2 separate regions of the Homo sapiens genome follow, and region 1 is linked to region 2. A link is a contact called in ENCODE Hi-C or POLR2A ChIA-PET data. All regions are on one chromosome and are shown on one strand. The core of a region is the stretch at or near the end of the contact, and the rest is flanking DNA. Distances in the headings are between cores, read along the strand shown. Region 1 overlaps LOC124902789 (a long non-coding RNA gene). Region 2 overlaps LINC02725 (long intergenic non-protein coding RNA 2725).

Region 1 (4,886 bases), core at 594-3,093, 270 kb after region 2:
ACTATTGTTATTTTGAGGAAACTGAGGCTCAGAAAAGTTACATGTATTCCCAAAGTCACATAGTAAACTGAGTGTGTAAACTTGAGTGGTAGAGTCAGAATTTAAACACTGATTTTTATCTGTTGCAAATGTTGGGCTTTTCCCACCACCAGCAGAAATCTTGCTGGCCCTCAGCAAATATTCCTTTACAGCAGTCATTTCAAAACTTTTCTGACCCTATACTCCCATCAGTAAACATTTTTAAGAACCACCTTCAATACAGACATATTTATTTATTTATAAACTCCACGCACTAGCTAATATCTGTTAGCATTGCCTGGTAATATAATACCCCAGAGCACTAATCATCATTAATGACAATAAATATATATCCATGTTTAATGTAGTCTTCATGACTTGGAAAACTTTTTGGCCAGATCTTGTGAAATCTAATTAAATTGCTTTTGTTTTAGCTTCAATACATGGCTGGCAAATAATTTGTTCCAGGAGTAGAAGAAATGATATGGCATTCTTCTTACCTTCTTGGGCATGAGTTGCTCCTGCTGTCAACAATCTCCAGTTTCCTTACAGAAGAATTTTTAAGACACTTTTCCATTTTTTAAAAGTGATTCGGTTAAAATGGGATAATATGGTTTGTAAATCGACTCACTGTGTTTATGCAAGACCATGGAATACTATGCACCCATATAAAGGGATGAGTTCATGTCCTTTGCAGGGACATGGATGAAGCTGGAAACCATCATTCTCAGCAAACTAACACAAGAACAGAAAACCAAACACCACATGTTCTCACTCATAGGTGGGAGTTGAACAATGAGAACACATGGACACAGGAGGGGAACGTTACACACCGGGGCCTACCAGGGGGTGGTGGGCTAGGGGAGGGCTAGCATTAGGAGAAACATCTAATGTAGATGATGGGCTGATGGGTGCAGCAAACCACCATGGCACCTGTATACCTATGTAACAAACCTGCACGTTCTGCACATGTATCACAGAACTTGAAGTATATATATATATATATATATAAAACACCATAATATGCTAAAAGAGAAATCAGGGCACCAGTAGGACCTCCCCCACCCACCTTGCAGAATTTCACTTTCCTCACAGTGCTTCGCACGGATGCAAATGACTCGTGGGAGTCTGAGGGTACCGGGGTCCATATATACATTCAATATTAGTACATAGAAAAGTAGTTCCCATTTTTAGATTGAAAGTACCTATGAATAGAAGCTCTAATGGTTTCTTCCCTTATCTCGTGTTCTATTCTGCGCAATTCCTGGAGCGGGCAGTCCCCGCCTTGGAGACTCCTGCCTTACAGGAAGGGGTCACATATTCCTGAATTGGACCCCACTCAGATGCAGAAGGCTAAGAGTTTGGATGAGAAAAGCGGGCCAGTGAACAGGAGAGCCGGTGGGTGGGGTGGATGGAAGGAGGTGCCCACTCTGGAGGGCAAGAGAAAGGCACGAAAGCATGGGGCCACATGAGCGCGGCGTTCTGGGCCATCCCCGGTGGACTCCTGCCTAGGGGAGGGGTGCGTCGGCGGCGGCAGCCCAGTTTTCTGGATTTCTTTATTTCTGAGTCCAGGTCTTTCAGAAGCCTCTCTCCTAAATGCTCAAATACCAGAGTAAATGAAAACACTCTGCGGCACAATGATCCCTTAAGGTTTGTTTTCCAAGATGGAAAAGAAAGGCATTTCAGCCTTTTCACGGATAAAAATAACTTGCTGTTGATTTTGAAATCCCTTTCATTTGTCTCCCACAGACCAGCCCCATACAATGGTACTTTGTGCAAGAGCTCTCTGCATGGGCCGGCCGGGCCCCCTTCCCTCCGCCTGCCAACGGGAGGAGACGCGAGGCGCTGGGAGCTCCAGAGTGGGCGAGGACTTCGGGCAGACCCGGCGTTGCTGTTGGACATCATTCAGAAGTCCCCGCTCAGCGGGGGCAGCCCGAAGAGCAAAACAAACAGAGCGAGGAGTAGTGGAAAATGCTGAGTCCTGGAGCTGGCCGGAACGGCCTTCGCCTTTCCACGCCCAAAGCCAGCCGCTCTGCCCACCTGCAGCTGCAATAGCAAGCAGGGCCGCAGCAGGCAGGGAGGCCTTGGCACCAGAGCCCGTCCAGGGCTGGGAAGGCGGGGAACAGACACTCCTCTCTCTTCAGACAGGCCCTCCAGAGTCCTCACCCTGAAGGCTGAGGTCTTTTTCTTGTTCCAGGAGTCCAGTGAAAAAATAGTTCTCAAAAACGGAGAAAAAGACTTTCTTGAACTGCAGTTTCAGATTTACTAATAGAGTCCATTTACATAGCACTTACTAAATGTCAAGCACCAACACAGATGAATTGGCAATCACCATGTCAGTCCTGCAAGGTTGGTACTTTTATCCCCATTTCACAGATGAAAAAAGCCAGGCACAGAGAAGTCAAATAACTTAACCCAAGTTCACAATGCTCAACAATGGCAGGGCCAGGATTTACCACCTGGTTTAAAATTTAAAACGTAGGATTTAAAACCTACTTTACAGTCTTAAAGGTGACTGCCTTTTCTCTTCAGCTTATTAGATTTCCTCTCTAGGAATACAAGATGTGCAACACAAAGAGAGGAAACTCAAGATGGAGAGTAAAGGGAATGAATGAGAGACAGGAGAATCACCAAGGACTAGAATAATACAAAAGATTTATTTAAAAAGCAGGTGGCCATCGGCCCAGGAGAAGGAGTGTGAGACCAAGGTACAGAAGTGGCAAGAAATGCTGAGCTGGGGCTGGAAGGTATGACAGTACTAGTCAGACAGGCACCTGTTCTGTCCAAAACAGGATTCCAGAAGTAATGTGAAGAGGTCACTTGGCAAAGGGGGCTCACACAGCTCTAGGGGGAAACTGAGGATCAGCAGCTGGAGCAGAGAAATAGAGAAATGAACACCTTCTTTCTTTCCAATTACAGCCGCAGTGGAGGCAGATGCCCAGGGCTCCTAGGAGAGACAGATCGCGATTAGAAGAGAGGGCCTATGGCTGTCATGCAGGGAGGTCTGTCCATTCCTCTAAGCCAAGAGCTCTTGTCCCCAGAGGAAAGAGGAGAAGGAAGAAAGGAACAAACAAATGAACAGAGGAAGGAATGAAGAGAGAGAGAGAGAAGGAGGGAGGAAGGGCTGGAAGGAAGAAAGGAAGGGGCTGTTTTTTTTCTTGTGTTTGGAAGAACAAGCTGCCAACCCTCATTAAATGCATAGGATTGGCTTTAGAGTTACTACACCTAAATTCTAATTCTGTCTCTGTCACCGGTTAGTAATGTGATCTCATGGAAATCACTGAAACTCCCTTAACCTGAAACCCCATGTCTATACAATGAGGACACTGGAATTCACCTCTAAGGTTCTCTCTGGATCTAAAATCTACACTCTGATGATACTGAGACCAAGGACAGGGACTTTGATTGTTGCCTTTTCATGCCACCCAAGGTCTACATCCTAGCACAGTGCCCACCACCCATCCACACCGACCAGACACCCAGGGCTAGTGATTCTGTGTTCTCAACACCTCTCTGATGTGCCATAGCTGCTTCTCTTGCATGCAACTCTTCTGAGCATGAAACAGTTTTCCAACTGGTCTCCCTGCCTCCACCCTTGTCTGGCTCTGATTCATGTTCTGCTCCACAGTCAGAATGATTTTCCTAAGCACAGGTCGGATCATGTGACTTAGCCTGCTGGAAGAGCCTCAGGACTCCACGTCACTCTTCACACAGCCCACAGGGCCCTGGATCATCTCCACACATTCTTGCTGTCCTCTCCTCACACCCACACTCTTTTGCACTCTGTGCTCTAGATCCATAAAACTACTTCCAGTTTCTCCATCAGTGTACACACTTTCTCACCTCTCAGCCTCTGGACATGCATTCCCCACCACTGGAACCTCTTTCCCTCCCCACTTAACTAACTGCTACTCACCTGCAGGCCACACATTCCTTCAGGTTAGGTTCCTCCTATGTGTCAAATCATATTGTTACTTCACTGGATGGTGTTCCCCTTTATTTGTCTATAAATTGTAATTTACTGGAAGTAGACGGAAGGAAAAAAAAGTGTGTTTACCTTCTTCCTTATGGTTTCCCTTGTACTGAACCCAATGCCAACCACACGGCAGGTGCTCAAGGGATGTTTGTTATCTGAATAAATTTGCTTGGTGGCGTCACTATGTAGGGCACCTTCTAGATATAACATCCTATAGTTCTGTAAAGTGAGATGTCAGTGACTCTGCATTTTCAGTTTCTAAAAACTGAGAGAGATAAGGCCTTCCACCACCCAGTGATCCAACTTTCTTAGTCTCCTGTTCCCAGCCTAAGCACCATTATTTAGCAGATTCTTGTGTCCATCAGAACTAATAGAAATGATTATCATGATCAATACTGAATCAACTGAAATCGGCTTTAAATCAGGATGCATTCCCTAGAAATCGGATGAAATTTAGTACAGTGTGGGACTAGAGACAGGGCTAAGGGTATCTGGGAAGAGAGAGATCTGCATTCTAGTACCAGTTCTGTCATTAATGAGGTGACATTGGGCAAGTCCTCTGGCCTCTCTAAACCTTGAATTCATGAATGCCTAATTGAAGAGGTTGCACCAGATAATCTTTAAGGTCTCTTTTGACTCTAAAATGTAGAATTTTAGAATTCTGGCATTTGCTCTTCTTCTCATCATCCTCTAGGCCATTACTGGGTTTAATGAGGAGACTGTATAAAGTATCGTACGACCAACAGGAACTGCTCTGAGTAATTATGCCAGGACAAGGGATGGACTCTGAGACTATTCCAGGTACACCAGAATGTGTGCTCACTCTTATTTTAATTGTCTTTCTTGACTGGGCTTCAGGTTTGGGGCTGTTACTTGTAGTTGCAGAGAGAAG
Region 2 (4,970 bases), core at 2,099-4,598:
CTCTCCCAGAAAGAAATGGCCACAACTAAGAAATAAGAAACAAGTTTGGAGATGCAGGCAAAGTCTCTATTCACCCACTCATTCAACCATCCAATTATATCCTTCAGCACTAACAGAGAAAAACCTCTTCAGACACTGGTGCTTTCCACAGCTCTTCTCAGGGGTCAGTCTGGTAATGAGTTTGGGACTTCAAAACATGCCATGCAGCCAGGCAAACTGCTCCTCTATAGTAGTCATGAGGACCTCCACACTCCTGAGCCCAACAGACATCTTTCAATTCTCATGGTACCTGACAACTGCATTGCATTTGATAGGGTTCTTTCCATTCTCCTGGTTTATTTTCATTTCTCCAAATATAGTTTTTTTTCCCTATCACGTCCTCCACCAATTTGACCTCTTCAGTTGGAATTCCTCAAGCCTCAGTTTTGAGCCCCCTTTTCCTCTTACTCTATGCTTTCTGTCAAAACATTTGACTCCACACTCTTGTTTTAAATTCCATCTCTCTGAGAAGGATCCATGTGTTCACATACTCTGTTGTTCAAGAAAGAAAACATGTCATTCTTCTTGCCATTTTCGTCTCTGTCTTCACTTTCAATCTACTACCAAATCCTACTGACTTTTGCATCCTAGATAGCTCTCTAAATCATCAATTTCATTTTGTTTCTACCATCATCATCCAAACCCAAGCCACAGCCAGTACTCACCTGGCTCCCAAAGGCTATCTTTGCTTCCACTTCATCATCCAAACCCAAGCCACAGCCAGTACTCACCTGGCTCCCAAAGGCTATCTTTGCTTCCACTCATGACACTCCCATCTTGCCCCTGTTTTCCAAGGAGCAATTAAAACAAATGTTTAAATATTTAAATCATGTTTTCTCTTCTACTTAAAATGTCTAATTTAGTGGCTTCCTTGCATACTTAAAGATACAACATTCTTAATAGAAATCCCAAAGCCTCCATTTACCCCGCACTTAATTGACATTTGCAGACTCACCCTATACCACCTCCTCCCTCTCGTCAGGCTGTAGATACACCGGCCTTTCTAAAATTACTGACATTCACCAAGATCTGTTCTCTAATCTGCTATGGACTCTTTCTGAAATGCCTTTCCTCCTCTCTGGAGATCATCTCTACCCCTTCCTCAGGTCTCATATTTAACAGTTCTTCCTCAGGGAAACCTGTACTTCTCTGCCTGTACTATACTTTCCTCTTAACAGATATCACTCCCAGACTCATATACATATATATATATATATATTTGAGACAGAGTCTGCCTCTGTTGGCCAGGCTGGAGTGCAGTAGCATGATCTCAGCTCACTACAACCTGTTCCTTCTGGGTTCAAGTGATTCTTCTGCCTCAGCCTCTCGAGTAGCTGAGATTACAGATATGTACCACCACTCCTGCTTAATTTTTGTGTTTTTAGTAGAGTTGGGATTTCACCATATTGGCCAGGCTGGTCTTGAACTCCTAACCTCAAGTGATCCATCAGCCTCGGCCTCCTATGGTGCCAGGATTACAGGCATGTGCCACCATGCTCAGCCCCACACTCACATTTTTATATGTGTGGCTCTCTATTTAATATGTGCTTCCCCCACTTACTGTGGACTCCCTAAAGCATGGAACATATTTGTTGGCTTACCACTGTGAAATTAACAGAAAACTGGTACTTATGAAATACTCGTTGAATATTTGTTATATAAATGAACTGATATATGAATAAATGGAGGAAAAAGAGCCACTCCCCATCTTTTACTCCTTCTCACAGTATTGCAGGTTTGGCTTGCATTTCGAGATTTTGCTTTCTTTCTATCTGAGGTGGTTCTCCCAGGTCCAATTATACCTGAGCTTCCCCTGCTTCTTTTGCAGCTCTGGCCAAGCCACTAGATTCCTCTGAATGTTAATCAAGCCATCTGGAAAATAGGGCATGAAATTGTATGTCCCTGACTAGCAGCAGATGCAGCAACTGAGCTGAGCTGTGTTTCCTTTTCAGTAACTAATTGCACACATGCTGCAATACAGAGAAAAACATTATAAATCAATTAGGCTATTACAGCAACATTGTGCTCTGTAACTAGAGAACTAGGCCTTGTGTTGCATAGTGGGAGACAGGAGCACCTGATTCTCCTTGCAATGGCCTTGGATAATTACTTACATCGTTGCATTTGATTGTCTCACCTCCAATGCAGGTTTCCAGGAAGATTTGTTTACTGATCTTTCTTAAGGGATTTGATTTCCTGGATTGGCAGGTGTCATGTTGCTGGAGGAAGACAGTGGCTTAAAAGTATTATTGAATAAAACACACATGTAAGTGTTTGATGCTCATGCTGTCTTCAACAGTCAAGGTCAGAGCTTAGTTGGTGCTTTGGGCCAGAGTTACAGGAGCAAGGGGAATGTGAAACCATGAAGTAGCTGTGGAGTTGGCAATGTCCCCAAATGCCCAAGGCTTAGGAGACATTTATATGGGCATAATAGAAATCAGATGAGCTGGATTTTGGGGAGGTGGAGAGAGGGAGAGTGGAGAGAGGGGACTGTAAAAGGTACTTAGTATTCTCTATTTCTCCTCCTTGCTGTCTTTGTTTTAACTTTCATGGGAAGTGAACTTATAGAGAAACTTATAAGTGAACTCGAATGTGCTTCTGGAGATAAATCTTTCACATTTTTACAGTCCACAGAGGAGGGGGTAGGCAAGAGAAAGAGGCCAGAGTTTTACTAAAGATAAAGGAAATGTTGTAAAAGAAGGTAAATATGGATTTTAGAAGAAGCCTCTAATACAATTGTTGGATAGTCAACGAGTTTGTTGGAAATTTGCAAAGCTCATCTGGATAATTTGGATGAGAATGTTGCCATCAGGACTAATGTTATTTGAAAGGGAATGCAGACATGTTGTGATCAACTTTTCTCTAATTATGCCATGTGTTAATTTTGTCTTGTCACACAGTTGTCCTCAATCCTGGCTGCACATTAAGTGATGTGGGAAGCTTCATAAATAGAGCAATGTTCCTAGGATCTCTGGAGGTGGGACTTAGGCATTGGCATTCTTTAAAATTTCTCCAGATCATTCTCTTATGCAGTAGTGTTAAGAGCAGAGAACTATAACCAAGATCTTGAAATCAGGAACTTCGATACATACATAAATTATCCCATTGAGCCCCTGGATGTTCATATGTATTATCTCTGTTTAATATTCACAGTTTGTCTCCATGAGGTCATACAGCTGCTTGAGGTTGCTCGGAGAGTAAGAAGCAGAATGAGAACTAGAACAGAAGCTCACTTTGGCCTGAAGGCTCATGTGCTGAGCATCTTCCCTTGTCTGTCTCCACCCCTAGCCTGGTGCCCAGCATGTAGAAGACCTTCAGTAAGTACCAGGTTGCTGACTAAGTAACTGAGGAAATGACTCACAATTGGACCATTCCCATGCTGAAATTCCACAAGAATCTTGTTATCGCCTGCACATTGCTTAGGCAAACATAATTCTAGACAAAAATGGAACCCCAGAAATCTCAGTCAACATCCCTCACTCAAAGCCTAGCACCTGGCTTCCTTCTAACAGTGCCCTCTGTTGAGTGTTCACCTGGGATTTCCAGGACTGCAGCTGCTGTCTCTTTATAAACCCAGGCCTGGGTCACAGGGTGGGGAGAAAACAATGAGTGTTTTGGTTGTTTGGTGATATCCGGTGCCACTTTGTGCCGCTTGTTGCAAATTCAGTCCCATTTCCTGTGAACTGCCTCCTTGGGCTTGACTCCCCAGCACCATACAGGGGCTTCAGGGACACTTGGAAAACAATCTGTGCTCTGACCTCGGTGTCCCTGGACCTATCAATTGCCTAAGGCAGGGAGACTGCTCATACTTCAAGTAGTGGCCTGGGGACAAGATGGATCAGGAAGTAGAAAATAGAAAAGGATGGGGGTGAGGAGCCAGGGCAGGAGAGGAAGGTTATAAGGAGGAACAATGAGAGATGGACAGCTTTTTATTCTCTACAGAATGGGCTGTTTCCTAGACGTCACGGGATCATCATGTGGTGGAGATTGCAAGAGGCCAGTTTGGGGGTGAGGAGGGATTGCCGAGTACATATTTTATCACTGTGATGTGACTCAAGGGCGTCATTCCCTGTAAACAACTTTTGAGTAGGAGGGTTTTCTCTGGATAAGAAATTAACCAGTTAGCAGTCAAGAAATGGCAAAAGCTCAAGTAACAATTCTGTATACTTAACAAAATACTGTTAAACTCATTCATTCATTCGTTCAGCAGAAGTATGTCCAGGTACATCTCTGTACAAGGCATTGGGCTGATTGTCAGTTATATAGCAGCCTCCAAGAACAACATCATATTCGACCCCAGGAACTATAGTCCAGTGGGAAACACAGACATTGAACAAAAAGTACAATGTGAAGAATATAGTAGGAGGAAAGAAACAGGAGCATGCATTATGTCATTTATTATTATTTTTATTTGAGACAGAGTCTTGCTGTCAGCCAGGCTACAGTACAGTGACATGATCTCATCTCACTGCAACCTCCACCTCCCAGGCTCAAGTAGTTCTCCTGCCTCAGCCTCCAGAGTAGCTGGGATTACAGGTGCCCACTACCACACCTGGCTAATTTTTGCATTTTTAGTAGGGATGGGATTTCACCATGTTGGCCAGGCTGATCTCGAACTCCTGACCTCAGCTAATCCGCCGGCCTTGGCCTCCCAAGATGCTGGGATTACAGGCATGAGCCCCCATACCCGGCCTATTTTTTAAATACAACTTTTTGATGATTAACCTCATTATAAACTTCATTTATTAATGCCATTTCACATTGAGGATCTGAGAGGTTAGGTGGTCAGGACTTGAACATGCACATTCCGCCTTAGTTCCTCCTCTCCTGTTACTCTGTAATCAATACCACAAAACCTCCCCAGCTCAGCTGCTTTCCACCCTTGTGGCCTGAGGCCTGAGACTGCTTCCACCATACTGAATACCATTCTG

The links. A loop is a pair of places that touch in the nucleus more often than their neighbours do. ChIA-PET counts read pairs that join two places held with the same protein, here RNA polymerase II (POLR2A). Pooled maps may share reads with other maps.
Region 1: a loop to region 2 is called in a map of PC-9, with 3 times the contacts of the local background. The contact joins two enhancer-like sites. A Hi-C loop is called at or near these places in 9 of 168 maps with a recorded cell type or tissue (Caco-2, Calu3, MCF 10A and 5 more), 2 of 37 single-sample maps with no recorded cell type and 12 of 50 pooled maps. POLR2A ChIA-PET finds 5 or more read pairs at or near these places in 3 of 52 experiments (Panc1, activated CD4-positive, alpha-beta T cell and endothelial cell of umbilical vein).

The regions. Positions count from the first base shown.
Region 1 is chr11:128,449,953-128,454,838 of GRCh38, forward strand. LOC124902789 (a long non-coding RNA gene) reads left to right here. Exons shown (of 2, transcript XR_007062948.1): 2 at 1,768-4,178. Among named protein-coding and RNA genes, the nearest start is that of MIR6090, 70 kb to the right of the region's middle. RefSeq lists an enhancer at 2,170-2,349. Within about 2 kb of position 1,844, at least 19 of the 41 ENCODE cell types and tissues checked have a DNase peak (open chromatin) inside an H3K27ac peak, as active enhancers do.
Region 2 is chr11:128,177,268-128,182,237 of GRCh38, forward strand. LINC02725 (long intergenic non-protein coding RNA 2725) reads left to right here. Exons shown (of 6, transcript NR_183639.1): 5 at 3,193-3,356. Among named protein-coding and RNA genes, the nearest start is that of LINC02098, 29 kb to the right of the region's middle. Within about 2 kb of position 3,349, at least 2 of the 41 ENCODE cell types and tissues checked have a DNase peak (open chromatin) inside an H3K27ac peak, as active enhancers do.